Linked DNA regions of Homo sapiens: region 2 is linked to region 1. A link is an interaction called in ENCODE POLR2A ChIA-PET data of the cell type or tissue named here. Cell type or tissue: A673. All regions are shown on one strand. Links, peaks and the distances in the headings refer to the core of each region. The heading gives the core; the rest is flanking DNA.

Region 1 (16,640 bases), core at 5,884-8,383:
TATTACCATGTCCTGTGATTACAGTCAATGGAAAACTATAACAACATAACAACTGGCCCAGACTCTTCAGGAATGAAAATTTGGGTCACTCCATCAGATAAAGACCCATGACCCACTGAGGCGCTTGCTGAAGGTAAAGAAAATAGAATGGGTAGAAGAATGAGTGGTAGAAGGAGTTACAGGCACCAGCTGTGACCACATGACAAGTTATAGCAACAAGGACTGTAATTTTCATGAATATTTCCTCTTTTTTATGAATATATTTGTGTATGTATCTATATATATACATATATATAAAGCAATTATCTTCATTTTCTTTCCCTTCTAATTCTTTTATCATGTAACATGAGATGTGTTGACTTTATATTGTATTTAAGTATCATTAATTTCACATTATAGTATTTGAGTTATAGGCTATCAGGAGAAGAATAGACATCACTCAAGTACTTTACCTTCCCTCCTAGGGAAGGAGTTAGCACATTTTTTATTGTATGCAGGATAGTTGTGTCATGTCAGGCAGAATTATGACCTTGTTTTCAGAGATTAAGTATAGTTTAGGAAGATGTGTACAGGTGTCAAGTTTACAAGGCATTAGTTTGTGATTATTAACTTTATGTGTCAACTAGACTGGACTAAGAATTGCCCAGATAGCTGCCTAAACATTATTTCTAGGTATGTGCATGAGCATGTTTCTAGAAGAGATTAGCATTTGAATTAGTGGACTAGGTAAATAAATTTACCCTTACCAATGTGTGACATCATCCAATCTGTTGAGGACCTGAATAGAATAAAAAGGTAAAGGGTGGATTCACTTTCTCTGTTGGAGCTGGAACATCCATCTTCACCTGTCCTAGGACATCGGCACCCCTGGAGCCTCTGGACTCAAACTGAGTTACACAACTAGCTTTCCTTGTCCATCAGATTGCAGATGACAGACCATGAGTCCTCTGGCTTCCATAATCACATAAGCCAATTCCTGCAATATATTTCTATGTCTATATCAATATGAATATCTATCATTGCAAACACTCTCATCTGCCAAAGCTGATATATGCCACCCCTACTCAAGGAAGCAGTGTGGCTTCTACCTGCCAAATCTCATGTGAATAACCCTCATCAGCAGAGCTTAAACAGTATCCAGAGTTCTGCTGGCAAGGGATTTTGGGAAATTCAGTTTCCATGCTTCCAGACCTTATAATACAAGGAGACCAGAGGTGAATGGAATGCATGCTGTTTGCCAAAGACAGTATCCAACATGAAACCATTAAGGAAAAGAATCAGCATTATTTGAAGAATAGATAGAGTGAAAAAAGTACAAGTTATAGTAGGTCTCTGAGAATACAGAGGAAAAAAACCTTAGAAAAAGATGAGGGGATGTATAGTAGATGTGAATGGCAGAGCCTAGTGCTCCAATCTCATTCCTGAGAGGTGAGAAGCAATACTGAAGACTATAGTAGAAATAAATTGTCCTCATTTGAAAAAATATGAGGAGGTAGATTGAAATTCAATTGAAAAATTCACACTTAGATGTTCCTAGCAATGTTAGATAATTTCAAGTATTATAAAAGAAACAGGTCAATAAGCAGCTCAAGCAGATTTTTTTAAACTAATTTGCAAATGCAGAAAATTTATATGCTATAAATGAATGTAAATTTACACACAAAACTTTCTATAACTCATTATCTTGATATAAAGTCTATTGTCACTAATGGTTAAAAAATAGGTGTGTTGAAATGAGCTAATTTTAGATTTGTCTGATGTTCCTTTGGGTTATATTTTTAGGCATCTTTCTGTCAGGTGCTCTTCTCCATTCTCAAGGATTCTCTTTTCCCTCCTTTTTCCCCAGATGACATACACACAAAGAAAGTATCCATGTCCTCATGATAAGACAGAGGTCAGAGAGTGGCCTCTGAGCTGCATAGATCCTCATGTGCTACCCTGGAAAGTAAATTCCTTATTTCACCCAGTTATTGGACATGCCACACCTGTGTTTACAAAGTTACTGCTGTCTTCATTGGTTTTGGGGAGATATTGTGCAGAAATACCCCACTGAAGTCTCTGACTTTGGTATAGCCTGCTTTCAAGAGGTCCCAGCATTCTGAAGCTTCCTTTTCTGGACCTCAGGCCTTTTTTGGTTCACAGTTCTTTTTGCCCGACTGTTTTCCCAACCAGAAGTCTCCTAGATGCCAAACAAAGGCAATGGTAATCTTGAATCTAACTAAGGGCTCTCTGTCAAGATACCTCCCTCAGGTATTTTTACTATGTCACTTGGTTGACATCATTTTTCTTTTAGACAATTGCCAAACACAGAGTTTCTCTATGTTTTTCAGTTTTCTGGTCTGCTCTTCAAAAAGTGAGACACTAGGCTTTCTGCTTAGGAATTTTTTTTAACTTTCTATTTTTATTATGTACATTGCCATGCCTCTTTGAGATCTGACCATGGGGTAGGGATGAATGAAGAGGAAAGAACAAATAGAAATATCTAACAACAACTTGGTCCTTCTCAAACCTTCCTCTTTCCTATTTTCTGGAACTTTCCTACACCAAAGCAAACTTCACTCTCTATTTTGGTGCAGAGTAAAACAGTGATCAGATTTGCAAAATCTACTCTGATATCTAAAAGGAAGATTTGGAATTTATGGAATGCAATGAAGCTTACCTTTCAAAATTAGTGTGTCATTATACAGACTGTGTTTTTAATTTAAAACTCAAAGCTGAATAATCACTTTTTTTTTTACCTTTAGACCCTTCTCTACCCGTGAGCAATGATGACTGTCAGTGGCTGTGAGAGCTGTGAGAAATCTAGGAAAAAATATATGGCTTAAATATCTCAAAAATTATTCCTGTACATGCTCAAAGGAACAAAATTACAATTAGACTTGTCCTATACAAAATGGAAGAAAGTGGAACTATAAATAATATTGTGAGATAAAATATCATAATTCATGAATTCCATATGAATTCAATAGTAAAGTATGATCAACTATATAAGAGGTCAGAAAATATACAACTCATATTCTGCTCCTGAAAAACTCAAAATCACTGAGTGACAGACTAATTTACTAATTTAAATTTAAGTATGAGAAAATAGCGTTATGAAGACTTTCCTCAGTATTCTATTCCAATGAAATGCTTCAACTTAAGTATAATTGTTTTATAAACAAAATATTATTGAATTCAAATAAAATTATTCTTAAAAATATACATAACATAAAAATATAATTTAATGACAAAAAGAACTCAGGTATGTAAGCCTAGATTTTATTTTCAAGGTTATTAAGTAGTAGTGGTAGATAAAATAAAATCACTAAATTTCTTATTTTACATGATAAACAAAGTCTTTATATTGTTCTTTTCCTATTTTATACTTTTCTCTTTGTAACAAAATTATGATGTTAACATAAACTTGTGAAAACAGGTTAAATAAAATGTTGCGTGAAAAAATAGCCTATTTTATTTCATCACATCCCGAATAAACTTCTACTAACTACTAGAAGTTTCTTCTTGCCTTTATTTTCTAATTATTTTGTTTTTAAATTGTATCAGAAGAGAAAATATAGGTTCTTTTCTTGTAATTAAAAGTTAGAATTTAAAATAATTTAACATCAATATTTGTGAACTTTGTTTGTCAACTCATATGTAAAGCTTTGCTGATTAGGATAGAACAATTCAACTCTATGCTACTTCCAATAACTGCAATGACAAAGAATAAAAATAAAAAGTAGATCAAAGAGTTATCTGGCAAAAACAAAATAATAGAAAGCAGTCCTAGAGGAGTCAATGAAAAAGCCTGTGTTCAGAGGAAACTTCACAACTTTAAAGATATACATTATTAAGCAAGAATTAACAAAACAATAAAATAAAATAAGAATAAAAGAAAAAATATCTTAAAAGGAAAAATTAATGTATTAAAATCAAGAAAAAATAGAATAAATAAACCCATGAATTATTGGCAATAAAATTAAATTAGAAAGGTTTCTTAAAAATCTGATTAAGGAAAAGAAGACAAATAAATAGAATTAGAAAGAGAAAGGGTAGAGACAGCAAATAGAATAAAATGTATAAGAGATTACAATGCAAGACAATGTAATGCTAATAAATATGTAAAACTGTGAAAAGGAAGATGTTCATGAAAGACATAAACTAGCAATAAATATTTATAATGAGGTCGGGAGATCGAGACCACGGTGAAACCCCGTCTCTACTAAAAATACAAAAATTAGCCGGGCGTGGTGGTGGACGCCTGTAGTCCCAGCTACTCGGGAGGCTGAGGCAGGAGAATGGCGTGAACCCAGGAGGCAGAGCTTGCAGTGAGCCAAGATCACGCCACTGCACTCCAGCCTGGGCAACAGAGCGAGACTCCGTCTCAAAAAAAAAAAAAAAAAAAAGTATAACCTGAATTGAATAAGAACCATTGGCATAATGGAAAACTTTTCAAAAAATTACTCCAAATTCTCCAGGGACTGTTTTACTAGTGAATTGTTTGAAACTCTAAAGGAACTAGTAAATTCAGTTCTACATAATTTGTTCCAGAACATAGGGAAAAAAAACCATGGAAAGCAATCAAATCTATTACATGAATCAAGGATAATTCTGACAGCAAAATCTGACAAACATTATAAAAAAATGCTAAATACAGATCTCTCTTATAAATACAGATTCACAAATGAATCAATATTTGGAAATGTTTATGCCTGGCATTTATTAGCTACCCAATTAATGGCTTCCACATCACTAAAGAAAGCAAGGGTCTCAGAATGAATTTCCTCAGTTTCCTGACCCCACATCTACACATTTGATTCACATATGAATCTATCCTCACCTCATTTCCATTTCAGAGGGGGAAAAAAAGTCTTTTCTTTGTGCAAAAATAAAAGCTTCCAACTATGCTTTGGACCCCAACCTACAGGCAAATAAGGATCCCTGCTCTGTCAGTTACTTCTTCTTAACTTTCTCTTAAGCCTCTTTCTCTCTATTGATTATTTCCTTTCAGCTGTTGAAAAGTTATCCCTCAGTTCCACATCCTCCTCATTCATTACTTACTTAGTGACCACTTACAAAGCATCAGATGGGCTTAAGAGTCATAACCAGATAAAATACACTCCTTGCCTTCAATAATCTTTCCCTCAGAGGAAACCAGCTAAGTCATCAATTGCAGGGCAAGATGGTTAAGTGTTAAAATGTTGCTGTGCTCAGGTACCACTAGAGCTCATGAAAGAAGGATCTGGGAAGTCTTCCTCTCTAGTCAATGTCACGTCTTTATTCTTTCCTCCATTGATTATCTTCTAAAAAACGGTAGATTCCATTTGTCATCTCAATTCTTTACCTCCCATTAATCCCTCCTTCCACTGCCCTCAGAAATTCCCTGAAACTCCCTTTCCAGGGTCAAAAATAATTTTTTGTTCAAAATCCAATGATGTTTTATTCCATGTGATGTTTTCCTTCCTTGTTGCATTTGATACTATAGATCATTCCCTCCTTGAGACTTCCATAACTACAAGCACTTCTGCTTTTATTTCTTCCTCTTTGGCCATTCTTACTTATTCTTTTTAAAAGATTCCTATTCTTCCACACAGCTCTTTATTATGGTTGAACTGTGCTGTCCAGAAACACTGGCTACTTTCATTTTCTCAATCTGCACACACTCTCTCAATACACATTCTCTCTCATCAAGTTTCATGGTTCCATCCACTACCTAAATGTGGCTTCTAGTCCCTATTTACAGTCTGTACCTTCTCTTTTGGAGTCCAGATTCAAACCTACAGCTCTCTACTGAATCTCTCCAAATGAATGCCTAAATGGTTTCTCAAACACATGTCCAAAACGAACTTAGTATCTTCTCAAATCTTGCTGCTCTCTACACATTCTACCACAATGCAAAGCATCACTGTGTACTCCATTTGTCAAACTATCCTCTGTTCCCTCCCCTAGCCCGCTCCCCCATCAATCTAGGACATCAGGTCCTAGTCTCTGTACTTGTTTGGGTCTTTTTAATTTGTCACTTCTCTACCCTGACATCCTCAGGTTCAGGCCATCAGTAATTATTACTTGTATTACCACAGAAGCTGTGTACATTTTGTCCTTGCCTTTTTTCGTGCATCCTAATACACGTTTTTAAAAAATTTCCACTAGGAATATCTTTTAAAGGGCAAATCTGCTAACTAAGGTCACTCCCTATGTGTAAATTTCTTCAGTAATATTTCCAGATTTTTAGCAAATTATACAAGGCCCTCATGACATCACTCCTATGTCCCTCCTGTCTCATCTCCCTGTGGTTGATAGTTTTGTGACTATGGTTTTTATTTCTTAGCCGACAGGAGGTGTATGTTTTGACCAGAGTTTGAAAATCAATGTCTACATGCACATGAATGCCCTCAGCTAACTCCCACCTGTTCTCTTCACTCTCCTTGTGACTACGTCAATCACTTTTTTACATAAAAACTGTCATTTCTCACCTCCTCCCCCAGATTATTTACAGGTTCTGACCTCTCTTAGTAGCGAGAGACTAGTGGCCCTTTATCAGCTCGTTCTATCTCTACACCTTCAATAAACACTCTTCTTCTCTAAGTATTCTGTACTTCAGGTATGCTGAACACTCCTAACTTGTAATATACTGCAAGGCAGTTAGATGTTCTCTAAAAACTTGGAAGTGTGTTTCCAATTAAGGGTTCAAATATTAAAATCAATATAAAATGAATTAGAAAACACATACAAAATCAACATAAAACCAGAAATGTATTTCATTATTAACTTCATGGAATAATGGAATGACCTTTTGTTTTTTGTTCTTTTTAGAGACAGGGTCTTGCTCTGTCACCCAGGTTGGAGATGAGAGTGGGGAGCTATTTGGAAGAGGGGAAGCAAGAGGACATAAGTTTGGCCATAAACATTTTGTAAGGAGAGGGTGTCCTGTGGGTCAGGATGTCACTGACATAGGGACATACTCTGCATGTTATCACAATGAAAGGCTCATATGCATTCTGCATTTAAAGCAGATGCTCTTCCTCTGATCTCACAAAGCAATTTTTGATAATTCTAGTCTTCTACATGGGGACAGACTTCTCTATATAGGATGACACAAAGGTTTTGTGCAAATAAATTAGATTTATCATAGTAGATAAATAAATTAGAATTCTAGTTCCTTATATCGTGTTTTGTGAGTGAGGTTTGCTGGTCTGCATTTATCTTCCCCATTCTTTCAAGTCTGGAACACTAAAGACTGAATGATTAAGTCTGCAGGGCTGAGTATAGACTCTGAAATGTACTGAATTCACCAGGGGGAAAAAAAAACGATAAAATACTATGAAGAACTTGGATAGCCTTTCCAGGTCACACTTCCTTTGTCTCACTCTGAGCCTGTGTACACATTGTCCTCTGTCAGCAGAAATGTGATCTTCTCTGAATCTTTCCCCTCCCACGCAATCCATGGCTCAGTCGCTGTCTGGTGCACTCTCCCACCACTTTCTTATTGCCTTTTCTCCCCGTATCTTGCAATTACTTGTTTATGTGTCTGTGAGCTCCTGTGCCTAGCACATACTTGATACTCATAAATGCTCATTTAATCAACTAACTCACATCCTGGTCTTTGGGCCAATTCTTTTTCCTTTATTTTTCTTTAATTATTAGACCGAACATGAAATAAGGTGCTTTCTTGGGAACCAAGGCTGATGCTATTATCATATAAGACTTGTACAATTTGGTTGGAAGCCACATGTTTTAGAAACTTTTTACTGCATCTACTCATTTATCTTCAAATTATTTTCAGCTTCAGTTAAGCACAGCAGCCTCTATAGCATGGTTACTTAACTGTTCTTGCCATAGATCTAGATGTGACTATAATTTTTTTGTTTTGGTTTGGTTTGGTTTGTTGCTATTAATACCACTGGGCTCACCCTCATGTACGATTTTGTCTTTCAGTAAAGTAGCCATTTAATATATAATAGAGGAAGGCTTTGAGTTCTAAAAGGTCTTGACTGTGTAAAATACTCTTGTAACCTGCAGCTTATAGAATCAGGGCATGTCCTAATGGTTCAGTAGTTTAAGAGGTGTTTGAATTATTAGGTGAGGGAAGTCACTGTAACAGTTAAGCAAAATAACTAAATACATCTGAAGCCATATAATTTAATGTATTAGGAGCAGATCTTTTGAAAATTTCCAGAAAGTTATCCAATATCCTATTGACTAGCATTTTCAGACAAATTTTATAGCTCAAACCCTCAACTTAAGTGCCTATGTCGTCGACTCAGGGAGAAAGAAATGGCATAATGGTAACTCTAGCCATAGAAAAAGTGCTGTTTTTTAGTACACTATTGTTTCCCAGCAAGTATTGTAATTGAGAAGAAACTTCCCTTAAATGTGCTAAATCAATTAATTACCCCCACACACTTGCTTTAACATTCTGCACTATTGAAACAACTTCCAGATGTCACATTTGCTAATAATTCTTTCTTCATCATGTTTCAGTAAGTCTACTGTATTACTGCAGCTAGGAAGGTAGAGAGGCGCAGAGCCGTGGCCCTTTGTTATAAGAATCACTCTGCTGATGAGCTAAATCTTGGCATGGACACAAACTAATTTGCTATCTTGGGTAAATAATTTACTCATTTTCTACCTTGACGTCCTCATCTGTAAAAAATGGGAGTAGTGATTGGTGGTGCTGAGGAAGCATTAACAAAAATGGATATAAGGAATTCTATGTTTTGCAAAGAACTACACATGTGCTTAGTAGTAATCATAGTTTGATGTTCCTCATGTTCTTGCATAAGGATGACCTCATTAACTCATTTTCCCATTGAGAAAGTGTGTATGGCAACACTGTGCTCTGTTTGCTATTAAATGCAGTCTTTTATTGTTTAGAGTCAAATGCTTGTTTTATTTTAGCACATTTAAAAAAAATGTTATTCTAACATACTCAACAAATTAGATTTCTGAAGTCCACTGTTGTGAAAAACCTGAATAGCATCCTGTTTACCCTAATAGTAAGTTTTATTCATTAAATGCTATTTTACAACATGAAGAGATACATTTGGAGTTGTTTTGCTGCTTTAAATTTTTTAGAACCTTTAAAATCACATCATCATTAGTTGAACTTATTCTTAAGTTTTGGATATTCTACTAACATAAAAGCATAAGGCAAATTTGCTTTCAATAATTTTCTTCAAGCTTTGTACTTTATTAGAAATAACTCATTTATAGAAAATCTTTTATTGCATTGGTGGTGAGAATAAACACATAGTTCTCAGTGACTTTTATTATTTATTATAAAGTAATTTGGCAGGGTGTTGTGTAGGCAACTAAACGAAATAAAAGATTAATCAGAACTACCAATCTTTTTCTGATTTGCAGAGTAACAGAAAACAGCAGCCTAGCCCTGTTTTACTCCCCGAAGGTTTAGTTCAGTATGTGCCAGTGATGGAAAACATCGTCCGCCTATAAAGCAACAATTAGGGCTGGTTTCCATTGACTCAATCAGTTAAATGTAAAAATACAAAAGACCAATATAAAATAAGCTCTCTTCTGTGAGGCTTCACATGCCAGAAACGTGAACACCCTTGGATATGTGTTACTCCTGCTATTTACCAATGCTCCAGTGGAATTTTTAGGTTTAAAAGTTCATATTTCAGTTGCAGAATTGAATACAGAAGGGTAAAAGTCAGCAATTTTTTCCCTCGGTTATAGTAGAGTTTAGGGAAAAAGACATGGCTGGAAGAAAAGAGAGCTAAACTCACTTTTTTGATAAGGCTATAGTCAAAGTAAGGCTAATAGATAAATCATTGAGCTTCTTCGTATATTTGTTTTCTTATATGTGCCTTCTATTAATGGATATAAAATATTAGAGAAAGTGCAGCCTACTCAAATTTGCCAGCATTCTTGTAAAGAAGCACATTACTCAGAAATATTTTTTGAAAGAGGCCTTATTAACATATACACAGTTCTCCATATATTTTGATGACAGGGCAGCAGAAGTTATTTGTATTAATATCTATCTATGCAAAGTAGAACCTTAAAAATCAACTAGAAAGAAATGTTAGCGAACAATTTCTGGCTTGAGGAAAGATGTGAAATTAAGATGTTTTCTGCAAAAAGGCTAAGATGATTATAACAGTTCTAGGTCATGAAATGCTAGTGTACATTCACTAATAATCAAGTATTTATTATTTACATACACACATATTTTGAGTTATATAGAATGAATTTAGGTTAAATGAATGTTTGAGATATGTAGAATGAATTTAGTCTAAATATAGGAAATATCTGCCTGGCATTGAAGGTAGAGAATTGAGAGTAATCACTAACATAGTTGTCTTCAGTTACAGCAAATAATATTGCGGTGTATTAGCTACATTTCTGCTTGAGAGGAAGGGAGGTAACTGGTGATGCTTAAAGGGCTTTTTCAATTTAACTCTTCTTTAAAAGTGTACCAAGAAGCCATTATATTAATAAGATGTTGCTGTTGTTGTATCGGTCACTTTGTTAATAACCTTTCAACCAGTTTGAAGTGTTCCAAAAAAACCAAACATTTTTACAATTGCCTCAGAGGATGCGAAAAGTACTTAATTTCTATAAATGCTTCTTCTCCTAAAATTTTGCAAAAACTGATATATTATTAAATTAGCACAATTCTGCATCACTTGCTCCCTGATGACATAAGGGCCTTTGCTTCAGATTGGTAGGAATACGTATAGTTTTTGCATTTTTCTTGGTGGGTGGAATAAAATAAAAGCTTCACGTCTCTGGGTTCTCTGCCCTAGGCCTGGTGTCACGAGTATTTGTCCAGTTTTGTTCCAAAACAAGAAATTAAAAGTGAAGGAGGGGAAATTTCCATTCTGGTTAGAATGAGAGTGGAGATGAAACACAGAATGACCAGGCTTCCTGCTGAACCTCCATAATTTACCGAATAAGAGTTAACACTTCTTAATGAGCTGATGATTACCAGGCCTTTAGCCATCTGGCTCTGCTTATGTCTCTCACCTCATCTTCAGTTCCTTTTCTAGTGTTTCTACCCGCTCAGCATACCAAACTACTTTCAGTCTCCTCAATGTTACATCCTTTCACCTCAGAATCTTTTAAGTATGAATTCTTCTGCCCAGAACATGCTTTCCTCTATTCAGGCAGTAACTATCTAACTTTAACATGATTTTCTCCTAAGAATCTTGAGTTAGCTGGTTTTCTTTACTTGTATTGTCACTATACTGCCTACTGTAGACTGTTGTGTTCAAATTCTAGCTCATTGTTCTGTAATGCACTTTCATGCAATGCAGCATCTTTTTCTAGAGTGCTTTGTATCTAAGATTCTGGATAAAAATTAGATTCTGTCACTTAGATGCATCTGTGGAAGATATGGAAGAGAAAGTGAGATGGGATCATCTTTTCACACCTTTCAGCTATTTCTACTGGCTCACAAGGTGATGGAGACATAAAACTTTTCTAAGGTAGCAAGCTAGTTGCAAGGGGCAACAATGATATATTTGTATCAGACCACAGCTATGAAAAGGTGGAGTTCTTGTGTTCAATAATTACAATGGCAGCTCAAAAAAAAAAAGGCCATCAAGATAATTATTTCATATTATGTAGAGGAAAAAGTAACACCAAGTTTTTCATTATTTCCTATAGTTTCTAACAACCATGTTTATCACTATCATAGCAATCTTTTAATCAAACTCTGTAGAAACTTTATATTGCGAATTTAAGAACAGTATGTAGAAGGTAAATTGATGAAGCATAAGTTGATCCAAGGTAGAACTGTTAACCAGAGATCATCTTTGTCATTTGCATCTCTAGACAAGCCTCAATATAAGGTTATGTATGATACTTTTTACAAGCATGACTTCGACATTTGCAAAAGAAACTCTATCATTCTATCTCATATAATATTATTCAGATTCTCAACTACATAAGGAGAAATAGCAGTTAAATTTTGATATGTTTTGGCTGTGTCCCCACCCAAATCTCATCTTGAATCTTAGCTCCCACAATCTTCATGTGTCATGGAAGGAACCCTGTGGGAGGTAGCTGAATCATGGGGATGGGTTTTTCCTGGGCTGTTCTTGTGATAGTGAATAAGTCTCACAGGATCTGATGGTTTTATAAAAGGCAGTCTCTTGCCTGCCGCCATGTAAGATGTGACTTTGCTCCTCCTTCATCTTCCACCATGATTGTGAGGCCTCCCCAGCCATGGAACTGTGAGTCAATTAAACCTCTTTTTCTTGATAACTTACCTAGTCTTGGGTATGTCCTTATAGCAGCGTGAGCACAGACTATTACAAATATTGTTTTGCATTTCTATCTGTGTGGAAAATGAAAAGGAAAACACCTTATATCACCAAAACCATTTCATAACTCCCAATCACCTTAAGTACTAGACAAGGTAGTATCTTAATTTTCCCATTTTTTTCTGAGACTAAGCTCTAAAAAAACCGAACACAATTAGTCGGTGCTAATGTAAACAAATTAATAGCAGGTACTCAGAAAGTGACAGGAGAAATTAAGAGTGTGCCGTCATAAAAGGTAGAAGCAAAACAAAAGGCAAATCTACTACATAAGGGGATTGGAAATGATAACAGGTTAAGTCATTGAACAACCAACAAGGTGATTTTGGGGGTATGATGGTGGGAGCAAGCAAACAGTCTAACCCTTGAAGTCATAAGTTAACTTCAAAGCACCGTTTAAAAAGGGTGTGGCTATTATAAATTTGAAAATAGTTACACAGATTAATTTGGTTAAACATTAGGATCCATCATGCTGTGAACTCTTAAATTTCTCTAACCACTGTCCTGTTGTGCTCTTATTTTGAAGGGCTAATTTCTTCATGATCATTTAGCTCCCCACTAAAATCCAGCTTCTGCAAGATATCTCCTAAATACCTCTAGGTAAAAGGATCCTATCCCTTCTTTCCTTTAATACATTGTCATACTCTTTTTGATGTCAACATTAGTAATAGTCTGTTGTATGCTGTTACTTAACTATGACAGTCTGTAGTCCCCTGCCTCAGCGCTGATGGTAGCATTATGCATTTAGATGGTTCCCTGTGAACCTTTATTGAATGAATGAAAGACCTGGTAAGGTTTACCAGAGCAGATATAGTGAGGCACAGCCTAAAAAACAAAGCTCCATAATAAGAGTAAGAGAAATGAGTCTCAGCTGAGCCGGTAGCTGACTTAGTAACTAAGGCAGTCACTAAGGCCTTTAGGACCTTGATTTCCTCATCTGTAAAGGGATCTCTAAAGCCTCATCCAGTTTAAATGTTCTTGTAGTATCTGGATGCTATAATATACTCGAATAATGCCTACTTGAGTTGGCATCACCAGTATATAAGTACGTATAGAAATAAACAATAATGTGGTCGTTAAAGGAAACCACAGAATTATAGATTTACTTCTTTAGTTTGTACACATAGAAACAGTGCCATAAGATATTCCTTTGCATGAAACATGATTCTGAAAACAACTTTCCACTAAAAATGCTACATGAACTATAAAACTCCTTTAGCTAAAAGTGTTTCATGTACCCTAAAAAGACAGAGAAACCAAAAAGAGAAGACCATGTTAATGATATGTAAACTGATGGTAGGAAAGGATTAATGGCATGCAATCTTCTTTAATCAACATTTTGTGTCATAACATAAGGAGGTGTCATTTCACCAAAGGAAAACAGAGGTTACAATCTAATTCCTCTGTTAATGGTAGCTGGTTATGATTTTTTTGTTGTTGTAACCTGGTACCATCCCTACCGATGGTTATGATTTTTATATAAAAATTGATACATGTCCAGAAATATTTAACCAATATCACAGCCTAAGAAGTTGAATCCTTCTTAAACTTCAAAAAAATAATAAAATAATAAAAGAAAATGTGGACCGTGTGTGTCTACATGTGTGTGTGCATCTGTGTGCATGCACAAGTGTGTGTGCATGCGCACTGGTAGCAAGGACAAAATGGAGACATCTTTCTTTGACTATAATGCTGTTGATTTTGTTACATGATAACTTTTACTTTTTAAAATACATTGTTAACTTAAAGGAAAAAGTGTTGTGAGTTAACTACAAAAATTGTGGTGTGGCTTTGAACCATTGTGAAGTCTTTGGATATAAAGATGACATCTCACATTTCTTTTGGCTTATGGCACCTAGTCCAGTGCTTGGCACATGCTAGGTGTTCAATACATGTTTATTGAATTGGGTTTCCATTTGTGAGACCCATTCACTATTGATATATTATTATCAGGGCAGTAATCATATAAGCAATCACAAGACCATTAAATTGACACAAGGAGTATTAATTAGAAAGAAAATGTCAATATTCACAGACCCTATTTGGCCCTTAAATTATATGGTCCCTTCTGATTACATGGTTCTTTATAATAATTATATGGGCCTTATACTATATGGGCAGCTCTGACTGATATGCCAATGTAATCCTTTCCCCTTTCCAGGTTCTAGGATTCACCAACACCAAATTGGTTGCTATGCCATACTTTTCCTTACCCACAATGCTTAGTCATTTATGACATAGATGAGTGACTCCAATGCTGGCTCAGACAATATACCAATCAGGTTGTTCATTCCCAGATTCAATACTAATTTCCGCATCCAATACTTGTGAATATGAAAATGTAAACCATTCCCCTTTCCATTTAATTTAAACCTTTATTTTTATTAATTCCCTGAGTTACCATATCTTTTTTCTATATTCCCCCCAACAGAATCATCTCAAGTATTTATGAGCTTTAATCATCAAATAACATACTGACTCTATCATCACTCCACTCTCAAACTTTATGATCTTCAACTTTTAAGTCTATCATAACAGCAAAGATCCTCCAACTCTTTGATCAACTCCTAGAAATATCTTAGAGATATCTGCCCTAGATTTAGAAATAAGCTGTGAATAGGAGTATAATCTGGAAAATGGTATTTTTATGTTGGAATTTTGTTTAAAAGTAAAAGTGAAGGGAGGGGGGAAGACAGAGAAAGAGGAGAGAAAAGGAAAAAAGAGAAAAGAGGCAGAGAGAGAGAAGGAGTTTCTACAAATTCACTAAAGAATTTGGTCAAGCTGTAATTTCAGCCACTGTAAAAGCTGACAGATTTCTCATTGAAAGCTACCAGACACTCTTCTGTTTAACAACAACACATACCATGTGTTCAAGAGCAAAAGTATGCCATTCAGCTAGGAAGATAAAAAGCTGTTTGTCCGATTTCTTAATATGGGAAGAAATACAAATAAAGATTTTTTATCTTCCTGTTCTTTTTCTAGGACTTTTGACTGTTTAAGCTGAATAATGATAGTGATGATGATGGTTATGATGCATGAATGAAAATATTGCAAATATCTCTGCCAGTAAGAAAGAAATAAAGTTTTAAAAGCTACAAAATTTCCTACCCCAACTCAAAGATAAAACAACATTAAAAGGTAGAGATAGGTCCTTTTATGTATGCATAGATATCCACATACATTTACTTGGTCTACCATGAATTGCATGTAGTTTTTTACTCCACTGAAGCCTAGATAATGAGTCAAAGCGAATGGTACAACCAGCTGACTTAGTACATTCATTCCAACTGCTGATCAAGTCCAATAAAATCAAAACAAAAAAATTAGCCAACTGAGCTCTTTAGCTGTAATGGTTGATTGACCAAATAATACAGCCAACACTGCCAGCCAGACTAAGATCTCAGCCGCTCATTGGCCAGTTAAAGGAAGGCAGCCTCTTGTGACTGGATATGTAATGGCTCTTTCATCAGCTGCTCAGTCTATCTTGGGGTAAACCCAAAACAACTCCTGAGTTGAGAGGTTTATGCTTTTTAAAGAACCTGAAATAAAATATTATATTTTGCTTAGACTTAGACCAGTGTCAAATCTTATCACTCTTCCCACTGGCTGTCGGTCACTGTTGAGTTTTCTCTGACTGTTAACTCAACATCAACAATTCAAATTTTTCAGCTGGTTCATTGCAGCCAAAAGGATCATGTTATTAGAACATTCAAGATACAGATTAAATTGTATATCAGGGGCTGCCTGCCATCTTAGCAGTATGGAGGCATGCATTTTCAGGGCTTTAGCTGCTGCTTGTTTTTGTGCATGAACAGGAAATATTGTTTAAAAAATTGTGCTGTGAATGACAAGAGTAGAAATGAAAAAGTATCATTGAATGATTTTCTATAGTGATGAAGAATGAAATTTTTATCACTTTCAGCTTTGCTCTTACATCTGTTTCCTGGAAAGAAGGAATTCAGTGCCAGTAACAAGTATGCTAATTACAATTTGGGCCATAGCTTCAAAATCTTTAAGTAAATGCTGAATGCTTTAGTTCAGTCAGGAAATTTGCTAAGACACATTTCTTCTGACAGCTGCCAAGGAGAATGTCTGTTTTTAATACTTGAAAGATATACTATATTTGCACTTTTCAATAACTACAGTTTTACAGCTCCTATTGGAGTCTTGCTGAGCTCCTGACTACATTTTTCAGCATTGAATGTCATAAGGTAGTTCACTTAAAATAGGTTTTATTATTATTATTATTATTTTTTTTAGTGCCAACCATTCAAAGTCTCTGGACAGCATTTAGTTCAGAGTCAAAAGAGCTAAATCTTTTGCTTTTTTATTCCATGTAATCTCAGTGTCATTGAATGACAACGGACCTAA
Region 2 (16,640 bases), core at 5,091-7,590, 210 kb before region 1:
CTAGACATCCAAATATAAGAAGCTTTTAGAACATCTGGGAAATTCATCACAAAAAGATCATCACCTAGGCACATAGTCATCAGGTTATCTAAAGTCAAGACGAATGAAAGAATCTTAAAAGCTATGAGACAAAAGCATCAGGTAACCTATATAGTTATCTAAAGTCAAGACCAAAGAAAGAATCTTAAGAACTATGAGACAAAAGTGTCAGGTAACCCATATGTTAATCTAACTTATTAGATTAAAGGACATTTTTCAGCAGAAATCTCACAGATCAGAAGGGATTAGGGTCCTATCTTTAGCTGCCTTAAACAAAATAATTGTCAGGCAAGAAATTTGAATCCAGCAATCCTAAGGTTCATAAATGAAGGAGAGATAAATTATTTTTCAGACAAATGCTGACAGAATTTACCACTTCCAAGCCAGCACTACAAGAAATGCTATAGGAGTTCTAAATCTTGAAACAAAACCTCGAAGTACACCAAAATAAAACCTTCTTAAAGCATAAATCTCACAGGGAAAGCAATAACTGACAATGGGGGGAAAAAACAAGGTATTCAAGCAACAACTAGCATGATGCATATAACAGTGCTTCACATCTTAATACTAATGAACGTAAATGGCCTAAATGTTCCACTTAAAAGATACAGAATGGCAGGATCGATAAAAATCCACCAACCAAGTATCTGCTGTATTCAAGAGACTCACCTAATACATAAGGACTCACATCAACTTAAGGTAAAGGAGTGGGAAAAGATATTCCATGCAAATGGAAACCAAAAGTGAGCAGGAGTAGCTCTTCTTATATCAGACAAAACAGACTTTAAAGAAACAACAGAAAAAAAAAGACAAAGAGCGATTTTATATAATGATAAAAGGATTGGTCCAACAGGAAAATATCACAATCCTAAATATATATATGCATCTGACACTGGAGCTCCCAAATTTATAAAAAACTATTACTACATGCTGATGAGATAGCAACAAAATAATAGTAGGGAACTTCAATATACCCTGGAACAGATGGACTTAACAGATATTTACAGAACATTCTACCCAACAACTGCAGAATATATATTCTTCTCATCAGCACATGGAACATTCTCCAAGATAGACCATATAATAGGCCACAAAACAAGTCTCAATAAATTTCAAAAAAATTGAAATTGTATCCTGTATCCTCTCAGACCACAGTGGAATAAAACTGAAAATCAACTCCAAAAGGAACCCTCAAAACTATAAAAATACACAAAATTAAATAATATTTTCTTGAATGATCTTTGAGTCAATGATGAAATCCAGATTGAAATTAAAAAATTATTTGAACTGAATGATAATAGTGACACAACCTAACAAAACCTCTGGGATACAGTGAAAGCAGTGCTAAGAGGAAAGTTCACAATATTAAATGCCTACATCAAAAAATATGAAAGAGCACAAATAGACAATCTAAGGTCACACCTCAAGGAACTAGAGAAACAAGACCAAACCTAAACCCAGCAGAAGAAAAGAAATTACAAAGATCAGAGCAGAACTAAATGAAAGTAAAACAACAACAACAAAAAATACAAAGGGTAAATGAAACAAAAGCTGGGTCTTTGAAAATATAAACAAAATTGATAGACCATTAGTAAGATTAATTTAAAAAAGAAGAGGAACAATCCAAATAAGCTCAATTAGAAATGAAATGGGAGATATTGCAACCAATACCACAGAAATACAAAAGATAATTCAAGGCTACTATGAACATCTTTATATGCACAAAAGAAAATCTAGAGGTGATAGATAAATTCCTGGAAATATACAACCCTCATAGATTAAATTAGGAAGAAATAGAAACTGTGAACATACCTATTACAAGTAGCCAGGTTAAAACAGTAACTAAAAAATTGCCGGCTGGGCGTGGTGGCTCATGCCCGTAATTCTAGCACTTTGGGAGGCCAAGGTGGGTGGATCATGAGGTCAAGAGTTTGAGACCAGCCTGGCCAACATGGTGTAACCTGTCTCTACTAAAAATACAAAAATTAGCTGGGCATGGTGGTGGGCACCCATAGTCCCAGGTACTAGGGAGGCTGAAGCAAGAGAATCACTTGAACCCAGGAGGCAGAGGTTGCAGTGAGCCGAGATCACACTATTGCACTCCAGCCTGGGTGACAAGAGCAAAACTCTGTCTCAAAAAAAAAAAAAAAAATGCCAATAACAAAAAAAGTCCAGGACCTGATGGATTCACAGCTGAATTCTATTAGATATTCAAAGAATAATTGATACCAATCAATTATTACTGAAATTATTCCAAAAGATAGAGAAAAAGAAAATCCTCCCTAAATCATTCTATGAAGCTAATATCACTGCAATACCAAAACCAAGAAAGGACCTAACAAAATAAGAAAACTGCAATTCAATATCCCTGATGAACATAGATGTAAAAATCCTCAACAAAATACTAGCTAGCCAAATCCAACAGCATATTGAAAAAATTATGCACCATGATTAAGTGGGTTTCATACTAGGGATACAGGGGTTGTTTAACATACACAAGTCAATAAATGTGATACATCACATACTCAGAATTAAAAACAAAAATCATAAAATCATCTCAACAGACACACAAAAAAAGCATTTGACAAAATCCAGCATCCCATTATGATTAAAACCCTCAGCAAAGTTGACATAGAAGGGACATATCTCAAAGTAATAAGAGCCATCTATGACAAACCCACAGCCAACGTTATACTGAACATGGAAAAGTTGAAAACATTCCCCCTTAGAACTGGAAAAAGACAAGGATGTCCACTTTCACGACTGCTATTCAACATACTACTGGAAGTCCTAGCCAGAGCAATCAGACAAAGGAAAACAATAAAGGGCATCCAAATTGGTAAAGAGGAAGTCGAACTGTTGCTATTCATTGATTATATGATTGTATGCCTAGAAAACCCTAAAGAATCATTGAAAAAGCTCCTAGATCTGATGAATGAGTTCAGTAAAGTTTCAGGATACAAAATCAATGTACACAAATTAGCAGCACTGTTATACACCAACAATGACGAAGCTGAGAATCAAATCAAGAACTCAATCTCTTTTACAACAGTACAAAAAATAAAATACTTAGGAACATACCTAACCAAGAAGTTGAAAGAGCTGGATAAGGAAAACTACAAAACACTGCTGAAAGAAATCATGGATGATATGCTAAGTAACCAAAAAAATGTGGTGCACAAAAAGAAAACCTAAATGGTCAATAAACACTAAAAAAAATCTGCCTTGCTAGAAATCAAGCAAATGAACATTAAAACCATAATGAATGATTAGTTTACTCACATGAGACTGCAGTTCTGAAAATGCCAAGTGATGGTGAAAATGTGGAGAAAATAAGAACTCGTATCCTTACTGGTGGAAGGTCAAAGTGATGTAACATCTTTGAAAAGCAATTTGGTGATACTTGCATATGTATTCTCTAAAACTCAGACATTCTAATCTTAGATATACACCTTGAGAGACTTTAACATAGATTACAAACAGATATGTTCAAGAATGTTAATTGCAGCATAGTTTGTAATAATGAAAATAAAAATAACCTAAAACCATCAAAAAGAAAATAATTATGTTGCAATCATTGAACAGAATCTTATAATAACGAAAATGAATTAACATAGTGACTGAATTTATCATCAAAGTATTAAGATAAAAACCTAGCTATTGAAGAATTCAGATGGTGTAATACCATTTATAATAAAGGTTATGAATAGAAGAAGTGGCATGCCTGATAGCCTGAGGAGCTCAGCAGTGCATTCCCCAGAGAATCTGGTGAAAATTATGAAAAAGTAAAATCAACACTTTATAACTTCTTAAAATGGTCCTACAAATGAAGAAACATCTATGCAAGAAATCTCAAAAGTGATGTAAGAAAAGTAGAAATCTGTTGTACTTGAAGATTGTTCCTTCCCTTCCGTACCCACGCTCAGAGAAATAGAAACTGCACTGTAGACAGGTGGAGACAAGAATACAGGTCTCTCTCCTTCCAGTTCCCAATTAGAGGACTTTCCTTCTTGGAGGGAAAGACATCGGTATATTTCATCTTGCCCGCAACTATCTGCTATTGAGGCTAAATTTCAGGTCAGTGAAGCCAAGATGTGCAGTGTAGTGCAGTAGAGTACATAATACTTGATAATGATACTAAATGACTATGTCATTTGTTTATATATTTCCTATAATATACTTCTTATCATTATCTTAGAGTGCACCCTTTCTACTTAACATACATCAAAGGCAAAGAGAAAACCTTGAAAGCAGCAAGCAAAAATGGCTTACTACTTATTAATAAAAGCAAATTCTAATAAGATTAACAGTTTGACTTTTCATCACAAAAAAATGGAGGATAGAGGACAATGGGATAATATATTGAAAATGTACAAAGAAGAAACTATCAATCAAGAATTCTATACTCAGCAAAGCTATCTTTCAAAAATTAAACTAAATCAAGACATTTCCAGATAAAGAAAAACTGAGACAATTTGTTCCTAGCCAACTTGTCTTACAAGACATACTAAAGAAAGTTCTTCAGGCTGAAAGTAAGTGACCCTACAGGATAATTGCAATCCACACAAAAAGAAAGAACACCAGTAAAAGTAATTATGTAATTATAGAAGACAGGATAAAGGCAAATGCACAATATCTTAACTGATTTAAAAGTGATTGTGTAAAATAATATGTATATAACGTATTGCTAGTCCTATAGAACATAGAAATGCAGTATGTTTCTGCACAGAGGAGGTGGGTAGGATTAAATCTGTATTAGAATTAACAATGTATTATTGAATTTGTAACATGAATCAATATACAATATTAATAGATGTAATAATAATACCACAAAAGAAGGGGAGAAAATAGTGTTGTATGGGAGTAATATATTTCTATGTCTCTCTGGGATCAAGCTGAGATCAATATGTACTGGGATCAAGTACATATTGGAAGCTGATTCTGTAAATTAAGATATACATGGTAAGCCCTAGAGTAACCCCTAAAAACAACAACAACAACAACAACAAACCTCAAAAAACATAGTGAGATAAATAATTTAAATTCTTCATTAGGAAATATTTACTTAATGCAGAAGAAAGCAGTAAGGGAGGAATAGAAGAACAGAAAAATACATGAGACACAGTAAACCAAAAGTAAAAATGACAGCTATAAATCCAACTATATCAAACATAACATTAAATGTGAATGGATTAAGAAATCTGATCAAAATGCAGAGATTGTCAGATGGATTAAAATAAAACAATAAGATCCAACTATACACTGTCTATAGGACACACATGTTAGACGTGAATGTTTATAGAAGAATTATTCACAACAGCCAAGTTGTAGAAACAACCCGAACACTCATTGACTGACTAAATGGGTAGGCAAAATGTGCTATGCAGATGTAATGTTCAGCATAAGATGGAATAAAGTACTGATCTGTGCTGCAACATGGATAAGACTTAAAGACATTGTGCTAAGTGAAAGAAGCCAGTCACAAAACACTACATACTCTATGTTCATTTACATGAAATATCCAGAATAACAAAATCTATAAAAATGGAAAGTAAATTGGTGGTTGCTTAGGAAAGAGGGTTGGATGGAGAGATAAAGGGAAGGTAATGTAGACAGCAGATTTTCCTTAGGATGTGATGGACACATTCTAAAATTGACCATGCTGATGGCTGTGCATATCTGTGAATATAGTAAAAAAAAAAAAAAGAAACATTGAATTGTACACTTTAGTGAATTGTATATAAATCATATCTTAATTAAGCTATTAAAATTTTTTTAAAGGAATAGAGGGCCATATAGAGAAGTGAATGAGCTAAAATTGGGAAATTCAAAAAGAGCACACCACTCAGCCACAATTCACAATACTATTTTAGCCAAAACTAAGAAATCTTTAGTACTTGTTTTGTGAGAAGTAACAATAATTAATATCAGAACTCCATTGTATAAAATAACAATCCATTTTGTGCCTTTCTATTTAAGTTTAAAGTTACAGATTTTTTAAAGAAATGCACTTAAAGGCACAAAGACAATACATAATACCTCACAGGCATATTTACATATGGAATATAAATAGAAAAACATTACTGGTCCAAGTTAATGCTGGGGAGGAATTTTCTTCCTTGGGCTTTATGTTTTTAAGTCTAAGGACCTCCAGAGGTCAACTGCTTGCTTTTCTCTCCCCACCCACTCATTTCTCCTAAAGGGAACAGGAGTTCATTATCTGATTGATTTGAGAAGAAAGAGTTTTCCTTTGTCTGCTTAGCCTCTCCCTTTGTTTTCTTTGCAGGTCTCAGAAAGAATGCCCATGTGCTGTCCTTCACATGGTAAGTTTGGTGGAGCATGTTCTGTTGTCAGAAGTTCAAATCAGGGGAGAGCTAGCAAGCCAACTGGCAAGGTGCAAGGCAGGTCACTTTTTCATCTGCTGTCTAACTTCTTTGTCTTCCACTTGGTTCTCAACTCAGCTGGGGAAGAGGAGGTTTCTTCCTGGGCCCCTTCAGAACCTGGTAGTTAAAAAAAAAGTTACCTGCTATTCAGCAACATGAGCCTGATAGTTTAGTATCTGCAGAGGGTTAGAATTTTTTCCACATTCCATCACATTAACACCAGAAGGACATGAGATCACCTTCTTTATTAAAACTAACAAAGAAATGGACAAAACCAGCATTCACCTCTACGTAAAGGAAATAAGAGATAACATGATCAGGGCAAAGTCTTCAATTCTGTTTGTAATGTTTACTTGATTAAGCTCAATGTTGCATAAGTTAATGTTGATTATGTTATTCCTAATATATTTTCACTTGTCTGACATATGGTTTAACAGGTTTTTTAAAAAGATGAGGTGTAACTGAACTTTTAATATGGAATGCTGTTACAGAAGGGGAAAATTGGAGAAGGACTTTAAATTTTTTAAAGCTCAACATTTCTGCTCCCAAGATTTTCTGAAAGGAAGATTTCTGAATCTATATTATAGCAAACCGCCATTTGCAAATGCTTGAAAAGTGGTCTACGTCTATGTAAACATTTACAGAAACAATCGAGCAGAAAAGAGCTTTGAACCCACGTGGTGACAGTGCTCTAGCTTTATGCATTGAAACCAAACCAAAAACCTCTGTATTTATTCTACTTGAGGTTTCATATATTGTCACACATCACAAATTAGAAAACTCTTTAAAATAATTCCCAGTTGGTATGTTTAAGATTATTTTTCCATTGTGCAAAAGCTTGCAGGGGGTATTTGTGTGTATTTGCTTTAAAACAAGTAGAATTATCCAACCACAAGAGATGGGGAGAAGCCATGAAACCATGCACTGCTGCCAATACATTGTCTAAGGCAGTACTTCTCAGACTGCCTTTGTTGAATGCAGTTATTAAACCTTTAAACCTTTTTACATTTTTCATTTTATTTTTTATCTTTTTAATTAATAATTTTACTTTATAAAAATATAACTTAGTTACCAAATAATCAAATTAAACTGTACAGGCACAAGCCCAAATCTATCTTCATTATTTTCAATGGACACAAAATTATTTTATCAAATTTTATAAACATTTCTCACTGCTTACTCTCAAGTTCTGTGCTTATCTTATTATGAACAGGTAAAAACTGTTTTTGGGCCAGCACTGGTCTACTGACCACACCTAAAGAATGATTGATCTAAGGAATTCTTTAGTTTACTATTTTTCTACATTCAGCTTTATCTTTATGGTAATACACAAATATGCCTTGTATTATCAGTGTAATTTTGTTGTTGCATTGCTATAACAAAATGACTGAGACTGGGTAATTTACAGAAAAAAGAGGTTTAATTGGCTCACAGTTCTGCAGACAGTACAAGAAGTGTGATGCCAGCATTTGCTTCCAGTGAGGACCTCAAGGAGCTTATAATCATGGCTAAAGACGAAGGGGGAGCAGGCATCTCACATGGCGGGAACAGGAGCAAGAGAGAGAGTGGAGGGGAGAGGGGCCACAGATTTTTTAACGACCAGATTTCATGAGAATTCACTCTCATGCTCACTCACTATCCAATAGAATAGCACCAAGCCAAAAGAAACCTGTCCCCATGACCTAAGCACCTCCAACCAGGCCCCACCTCCAACGCTGGGGATTACAATTCAACATGAGATTTTTGGGGACATATATCCAAACTATTAATATATCATGCCTACCCTTGTGTTTAACCTGCTTTGAGCTTCATTTTTTTTCCTTTAAAACATTTCAGCATGGGTTTCTTTTTCCCAGTTTTATGTTATGCCCTGAATCTTTTTTTCCTCTCTTGTCTTAATACATAGCCTTCCACATCAGATTTTATGAGAAAATGGCATTTCTTTCCTTTCCTTCTCTTGATGGATGATTGAGCATCCCTGAGATCAGACTGATTTAATAGCAATATTCAAAGGTGATATCATGGTCACTCTATTCTTCTCTCTCTTCTTTGTCTTTCCTCCATCCTTTCCTTTCTCCCGTCCTTTCTCTTCCTCATCAAATTGTAGCTGAGTGTCTACTTTATACCAGGAAGTAGGGATCCTCTGAAAAGTAAAGCCACTGTCCTTATAGGACTCAATGTCTACTAGGAAAGTACTCATCAAACACATAATTACCAAGAAGAGGGATACATTTTACAAAGGAGAAATAGTAGCTACTTCGACAGGGTTAACATGCATGGTGAGACCTGCTAACCTACCTAATTCTAGAGGACAAGGTTACAGCATTTTTTTAAAGAAACAAATTATATTTGGTATGTACTGTCTTTAAAATGAAAATGTATCTTTTCAAAATGGTATTGTTAATTTTTAAAGTCTGAAATAAATGATTTATTAAAAGTAATTTCATTTGGTTGAATTTAAGGAGCTGAAAACAGTAATCTAATTATCAAAAAAGATCTCTTGGCCCAAATGATTTTAAAAACCAGATTATAGACTGGATTTAAATTAAAAGTACCCCTACCCTTCTTGATCATTTCAATGATTATACTGTCAACATTTACTATTTTTTGGCTTCATTCATCAATTTAGCTTTCTAGTCTGAAATTTTTGGCAGTTCTTTCTTTAAAATCATTCTCTAATTGACAAATATATAAGCTCTAAACTTTTACTCATATATGATGATAGGAAAAACAAGGGTGACTGTATCCATATATAAAGAAAGTATCTTGTATTATTAGCTAATTATTCTTACATGAACTATTTCATAAATGTGGCCCATTTTCAATTTCTATAAAATTATTCCTGTGCTTTCTTTCTGAATAAGTAGTAAAATGTCAAAAAAAAAAAAGGTTATTATTATAGACTAAATGTTTGTGTTTCCCACAAATTCATATGTTGAAGCCCTAACCCCAAGTGTGGTAGTGTTAGGAGGTATGGCCTTGGGGGAAGTAATCAGGCTTAGATGATGTTGTGAGCGTAAAGTCCCCATGATGAGATTAGTGCCTTTATAGGAAGAGGAAGAAACCCACCAGAACTTCCTGTTTCCACAATGTGTGGACACAGCAAGAAGACAGCCTTCTGCAAGCCAGGAAGAGAGCTCTCACCAGGAACTAAAGTGGCCAGCACCTTGATTTTGGAATTCCCAGCCTCTAGAACTATGAAAAATAAAATTTTGTCATTTAAGTCACCTAGTCCATGATATTTTGTTACAGTACCCCAAGTTGACTGAGACAGTGATTGATAGGAAGAGAAGAATATTATCTGTATCTACTGTAATATTACTTATTACATAGGAAGAGTCCTCAGATGAAATACCAAAAAGAGCTTATTTCTTCTGTATTATAAGATCAGCTTGTATTTATTTTAAGATATTGTATCATTAGCTCTTATACAAACAAGATGTGTTAAAAATGGCAGAAATATATGAAACACTCATATTGGCAATAAGGATCTAGATTTTAGAGTTAAATGGTTTAAATCAATTTATATACTACAATACAGATGTGTTATATTATTTAATAGTTCTATTCTCACTATATCCACTTTTCTTATCCTTGAGATTTCACATCTTACTCTCACCTCTCCCTCATGTGTCTCATATGGTTTCCTTTTTCAATTTTTTCATCCATCTCTCTTGTCTCTTTTTTCTCAAGTGTATAACCTGTGACAAATACAGATATATTTTTTAATTTTTTGAGCTACATCACCTTAAGCCTATCTGCAGAGCTAGTGAGATCCCTATGCTCACAACTTTGGTTGACATAGTCAGCTGGGTCTACAAATACTAAAAAGCACCACTCCAGGCCTTGCTCCACATTTCTACAGCAGAACAAAAGGCCACACAGCTATGTATTCCACAGAGGAGTGGGGTTGGCTCTACTAGGAACAGTACATCAGAGTCTATACAAATCATAGCTTAAAGGAGATGCAATTATACAGAGCCCCCAAAGAATCGAGACCAGAGCAATCATGATGCCATGGTTACGCAACTCCATAGGCACATCTGGCAAGCAATTGCAGTCCATGAACCCTGTAAAATTGTAAATGTGGCCTGTTGAGCATAAGGGCTCTTTATATCTGACATTATATTGACCAGGCTATTGCTATCCCTTCTAGAGAGGCCCTTCACCCTCCTCTGTAAACAGAGAAGGAAGTCAGAGACTTGCTCTTGCATGCAGGCAGTTGGCAGCTCACCCTGAACTTGCTTTAGCCAGAGCACGCTCAGGCGTCATGGTCAGTGGATATCTTGAAGCTTCAAAGGTGAGTCCACTGCTCAAAGGGAGACATTTCAATGACCCAGGATTCCTGGCAGATTTTATTTCAGTTGCTGGATGGTTGTCAGAAAAACTAAAAAGCCCTCCAGCTGCCTGGAGTGTCTGTGAAATGCATGCAGTGGGTCTCCCAGACAAAGCTTTAGAAAGCTGCTAGCACCACAGATCCAACCCAGACTCTGCATCTTGATTTCACTAGAACAGATGTTATCTGCAAGCAATTAACATACTTGTCATCGCCAGTGAAACAGATACAGAATTCTTCAGGTTGATTTTTTTAAATGTACCCTAAAGAAAAGTGTTTGTGCACAAAGAAAATTTTCTCATTAGTATTAAAATAATATTCAGTAAAGAAGTTGCATGTGTCAATTTTTTAGTTTTTTTTCAATTTTGGGGAAAAGATACTATAAAAACTTTTAGAGTAAATGTCACCAGCAACATAAATATTAGTGTTAGCTCCCTTTCAGTTAAAGCAGTATCTATTTGTGATTATTGTGTATTTTCATATAATGACTGACAGAATTTGCTATTTGATATATTTTAAATGTTACAAATGACTTGATTGTACAGGTTTTTATATAAAATAATGATATCTTATTTATAGTAGTTATACAAATATCAAGTAATAGCATATTGATTAAATATGTCCCTTAAGATTAGTACAAGTGAAAAGTTTGGTAAAATTCAATATGTAAATATCGTAGATTATAATAACTAAACAGCGAAGTTTTAAGCTCTTAAGCTGTTCAAACAAAAGTATCCAACTAACATAATACCTTTATATTATATCGCTATACTTGTGACATAAAATTATTTTCTTATAAGCTAACTCTTATAACATGAATGTTCTGAATTATTTGTCCTCATTACATTCATGGTTTTTACTTAACATTCATACCTTCACACTTATTTTAATTAGTGAAAACTGAAAGTTCTGGTTTCTACCATTTCAACTTCGATACAAACATTTCTACAGAGGTTAAATAAGTTTTTTTAAATTCTTCTTTTAAATTACGACAATTGGTATAATTTTAAGGCAATATTTTTGCTACAATGGCAGCTTTAACTGGTTTGAAAATACATACTTAAATCATGTGATACTATGACTAATAGATTCATTCTAAAGAGTGGTACTTGTATTTGAAGTGACATAAATATTTGTGGCTACTGGGAGGCAGAGATGGGACAATAAAAAAAGCGCTGTACAAGAGTCTAATATTCAATAACACTCTCATACATCTATAATTTACTAACTGTTGACCTTGAAAAATGACAAGTTTTTTTACCTACAAAATGACGACCTTCTTAAATGATTTATTATGAGAGTTAGTTAAGATAACTTATTTGAAAACTCTTCATAAATTATGGCACATTATACAAATGAAATAACTTTAATCATAGAATATTGCACATGGCATATACTCAGTAAAATACCCGATGTGGGGCACTGTCAACTCTACTATGTGATCCTAGCTAATGTGTCCTATTGGTTTTTGATGCTTCCTCTCTAACAGGAAGTGCTTTATCAGTGTAGCTTAAGTGCTAGATAGATTGGTGGTTAATTTCTTTACTAGCACACAGGTGCCCCAGTGTGCTCACACTCTTCTCCCAACCTTTTCTCTACGTCCTTGTATGAAGTCTTATATCATATCTTGTATCTTATCTTTTCTATGTCCTTGTATGAAGTCCTGCTCAAGTCTGTCATCAACTCAGTGTTGGTGCAAAAGCCAAATCCTTTACTTTGTAAGCTCCTTAACACTCCTTAGGTACTTTACTGCCTAAGAGAAGATTATAGTTTAACACCTTTTAACGATTTTTTAAATAAGTAATTTTCTTTTCATTTATATCAGAGTCCTCTGTGGTTTCTCACTCATCTTCATAGTCTCAGCAACTACTATACTACCCTATAATAGATAATTCTAAGTGTTTGATTATATTAATGATTTGACCTCCAAAATCAGAACCTTCATGTTGTGGGTGAGTTTTTGTCCAAGTGAGGGCAGAAGTACCAATACCCTTGTTTAATCCACTTGATTACTTCTTGACCAATTCTTTAGCAAGAAAATCAGTACTTTGAGATTGTTCTACCTATTTGTGTACTTTTTTTTTTGAATTCTATTCTTTTAAAAATATTTTCCTAACCTTTATTCTAATTGCAATGTCTGATTTCTTTGTGCATTTTTGGGTCATTTGGTAAATTTTTTTTAAAGCACTTCTACCTTCAAGGCATTGCTCTAATAAGACTGGATATTAGATACAGCAATGGACAAACCAGGGCGGATACTCTCTGCCCCTTGGAGTCTAATTCTACTGGGCCAGCCATGCAATAAGTTAAGCAAACCCACATATTAACAAAATAATTTCAGATAGTTAAACATTCAATGAAAGGAACAAAAAGGGTACTATGAGAGAGACAAGCAGCTGTAAGAGGGACTTTTAAAACAAGTCTGAAAATGACAATTTAAGGCTGAGATGTGACAGATGAGAAGCCTGTCAGGCCAAGGGAGAATTAGAAAAAAAGGTTCAAAATCCATAAGCAGACAAGAACTTGATGTATTCTAAGAGTTTTCAGGGGCCAATGTGGGTGAAGGAAAATGAGAGAAAATGAAAAAAGCATGAGATAATGCAGAAGAGATAACAACAGCAATATTATTGACTAGTGTTTATTGTGGACTTTCTATTGCCAGATACAGTGCAAATTAAGTGCTTTGCAAACTATCTCACTTAATTCCCACAACAATTATATGAAGTAAATGTTATTATAAGCACTTTACAGACAAAGAAACTGATGATTAGAGGTTAAATAGGTAGGATCCCAATCACAAAGTGACTTATAGGACATGATAAGGTAATTCAACTTTTCTTTTAGTATAATAAGAAGCCATCAAAAGATTTTAGACAGCAGAGTGATAAGATTTGTTTCTATTAATATAAAAATGTACCCTGAATGACAGATGAACATCATGTTGCTTAATTTCCTACTCTTCTCTTTATATCTGGTTCGTTTTGTGCCCACTAGGTTATGAACCCATCTGGGACAGCAGACCATATTGATATTGTTTATCACTCTACATCCAGTGCTTAGTATAGTGTTTAACATATTGTGGCTGCCCAATTAATACATATTGAATGGCTGTACTTGATACTTGCTAATTTCCACTTACTTGTATTCTGATTTGAGTTACTAACCTTAAACATGACATTGGTCTCTGTTTTTTGAGTACCATAACACTATTCCAGATTCCTTTTATCTTTCCAGAGATTTTTATAGGAAGGAAATTGTATACAGTAACAGGTGTGCATTGTTCTTTTTGGGCTTTATTACAATGATTGTGGCAAAATCCATAGTAGCCGGGTATCTTAGTCTGTTTGGGCTGCTATAACAAAATACTGTAGGCTGGTGGCTTATAAATAACAGAAATATATTTCTCTGAGTCTGGAGGCTGGAAAAGTCCAAGATCAAGGTGCTGGCAGATTTGGTGTCTGGTGAGGGCTGGTTTCCTTGTTCATAGATGGTACCTTTAAACTGAATCCTTACATCTAGAGAGGGTAAGGCAGCTCTCTAGAGACTCCATTATAAGGGCAGTAATTCCATTCATGAGGGCAGAGCCATGATAATCACCACCCAAATACTCTACCTCCTGATACCATCACACTGGTGATTAGGTTTTAGCAAATGAATTTTGGGAGGACACAAGTAGTCAGACCTGGGGAAGAAGTGGAGATGAAGGCTGCAGACAGAGGTGTCAGGTTGGAGGCCACAGAGGTTAAAAGGATAGGAACCATCAGGGCAGAATCCAGGGTAGCTAGCAAAGAAAAATAATGTCTCGCAGTTTCTCTGAGCACTGCAAGGGCTCATTCCACCCAAGGACCCCTATTCTGTCTTGACTTGATCATCAGGCTATGTAGCTGAGTCTTTTGCGCCCCACTGAGTTAATAATACTTAAATAATAATTGTATCTATTTTGCTGAATATAACAAACTGAGTAAGTGCTGGTTGAAGTAAAGCTCATAAATTAGAATTCAGTCCCTTTATTTATTGTAGAATTACATCCACCTTGAAAAAAAAGAATTAAAGGCAAAAAATTCAAGTATTTTTCTCATTATGGGCTACATCACAAATTTTGAAAAAAATAATTTATTAAATATAATAACATTGCATCCAGCAGTTGCTCAGTGTTAATCAGAATGCTAGATTTTGCTATTATAACAAATTAATCTTAAACTTCATTTCCTTATCATATGCTCACACAGACTGAACTCTAGTCTGCATAGTTTCAGTCCATATTCCTGGATGATAGCATCTCCACCATTTTAGCGCAGCACCCTCTGAAACATGCAGCATCTTTGATAGTTGGGAAAGAGATATAAGAGAATCGTGGGTGTAATTTCTACCTCCTCAATCTGGAAATGATCTTATTTTACCAGCCAAAACTAGTAACATGCTAGTGTTGAACTGCAAGGAGGCTAACAAATATGGGCAAGCAGATGGAATTCAGTTGAGCATCACACATATTCTACAGTGCTCTCCAAACATACCATTTTCAGAAGGGTAGCAAGTCTAAGACTTTTAGTTGATAGTAGAGGGATCATATTCCACCTTGTAGTCTGTACTTTCAGTTTCACTTCTGCTTTTCTTTAGAGTCAGGATACATTGATTATTATACAGTCACTGGAAGCACCAGATGTATTTCCAAAATTCCTGTTCATGCAGAATATTAAATAAACAGATGCCATTCCTCATTAGGAATTTATATGCCTTCTTGACTAATATAAAATGTATCAACTCATTTCCAAATTAAGGATTATTAAAATCGATATTTCTCATGGTCTTATTGTAGTGTTCTCTAAGAAGGGTTAAGCCTAAAGCTTTTTTGGTCCCAAGTGTATTGTTCATATGCTGATTGATTTGGAACATAACTTTAAGAATTGTGAAACATCTTCCAATTTTTTAATGAGAATCAGTTGTGCTGTTTCTTAAATGATATACTGTGTTGGCACAATATCTATATGGTGTCATCATTATTGTAATATCGAAGATTCAGGCAAATGTTCAGTTGTGTTTTCACTTATTTTGGAAAATTGGATTACATCAATAAATTTACCAGGAAAAATAACATGACTTAAATATTTTCTAAAAGTATCTTTCAAATACGGTTCTAGGGTTCAAATTGAACATCATTATAGAGTGTTTTTGAAGATGTTGGAAAGCCATCTGTAGCAAGCTGTCAAAGGAATTTTTGTATCAATTGGGAGGTCAAACTGGAGGACTTCTGGATTTTCTTAGAAAGTTCCATTCATCTCCACAGTTCTTTTGTTTATATGAAAAAAAAGATATTAACCCAATGTTCATCATAAAAAAATAGAGAAATAAATTGTGAACGATTCACACTTAGTATATTACACAATAGTAAAAGTAGAGTACAGCTACTCGCAATAATATGGATAAACTTTTACATATAATGTGAATGAAAATCAACTTCTAGAACACTACATAGAATGTATAATTTTTATGAAGTTCAAAACAAGGGCTTCATTAGTCTATACACGTGACAAAACAATAAAATACAAAAATAGAGAAATATATTCAGAATCTTGGTTAGTTATGCTAGTTTGGGGAAAGTCAGGAGATTCAATAGTGAAGGTGCATATTAGTATGCTTAATGGTATTGGAATTTTCTATGTCTTACGTGGAGTATGTTCACAAGTGATTATTTTATAATATACTTTATAACTCTTACATTCCCTACATTCTTTCGTATCTAATTGTACATAATAAAAATGTAAAATTAAGGAAAAATTATTTCCTTTTTTTTTTTGAGATAGAGAGATTTGCCGTATTGTCCAGGCTGGAATGCAGTGGCACCGTCATGGCTAACTGCAGCCTCCTCCTCCTGGTTTCAAGCG

Evidence for each region. ChIA-PET counts read pairs that join two places held together with the same protein. Peaks named below come from ENCODE experiments on the same cell type or tissue, not always from the same donor. Only the 100,000 strongest peaks of a DNase experiment are listed, where the experiment ranks them.
Region 2: POLR2A ChIA-PET joins it to region 1 with 5 read pairs; 2 of 35 experiments call an interaction of 5 or more read pairs at or near these places.

What each region holds. Positions count from the first base shown.
Region 1 is chr6:126,898,733-126,915,372 of GRCh38, forward strand. LOC105377989 (a long non-coding RNA gene) reads right to left here. Exons shown (of 14, transcript XR_002956387.2): 9 at 12,219-12,286. Among named protein-coding and RNA genes, the nearest start is that of RSPO3, 210 kb to the right of the region's middle. In A673, for the core only: no CTCF peak of the experiment used is centred there; a DNase peak (open chromatin) is centred at 7,379.
Region 2 is chr6:126,686,672-126,703,311 of GRCh38, forward strand. It overlaps LOC105377992 (a long non-coding RNA gene), which reads left to right. Exons shown (of 5, transcript XR_001743836.2): 2 at 6,326-6,362. It overlaps LOC105377993 (a long non-coding RNA gene), which reads right to left. Exons shown (of 3, transcript XR_001743837.2): 2 at 15,273-15,435; 3 at 5,940-6,539. Among named protein-coding and RNA genes, the nearest start is that of MIR588, 210 kb to the left of the region's middle. In A673, for the core only: no CTCF peak of the experiment used is centred there; no DNase peak of the experiment used is centred there.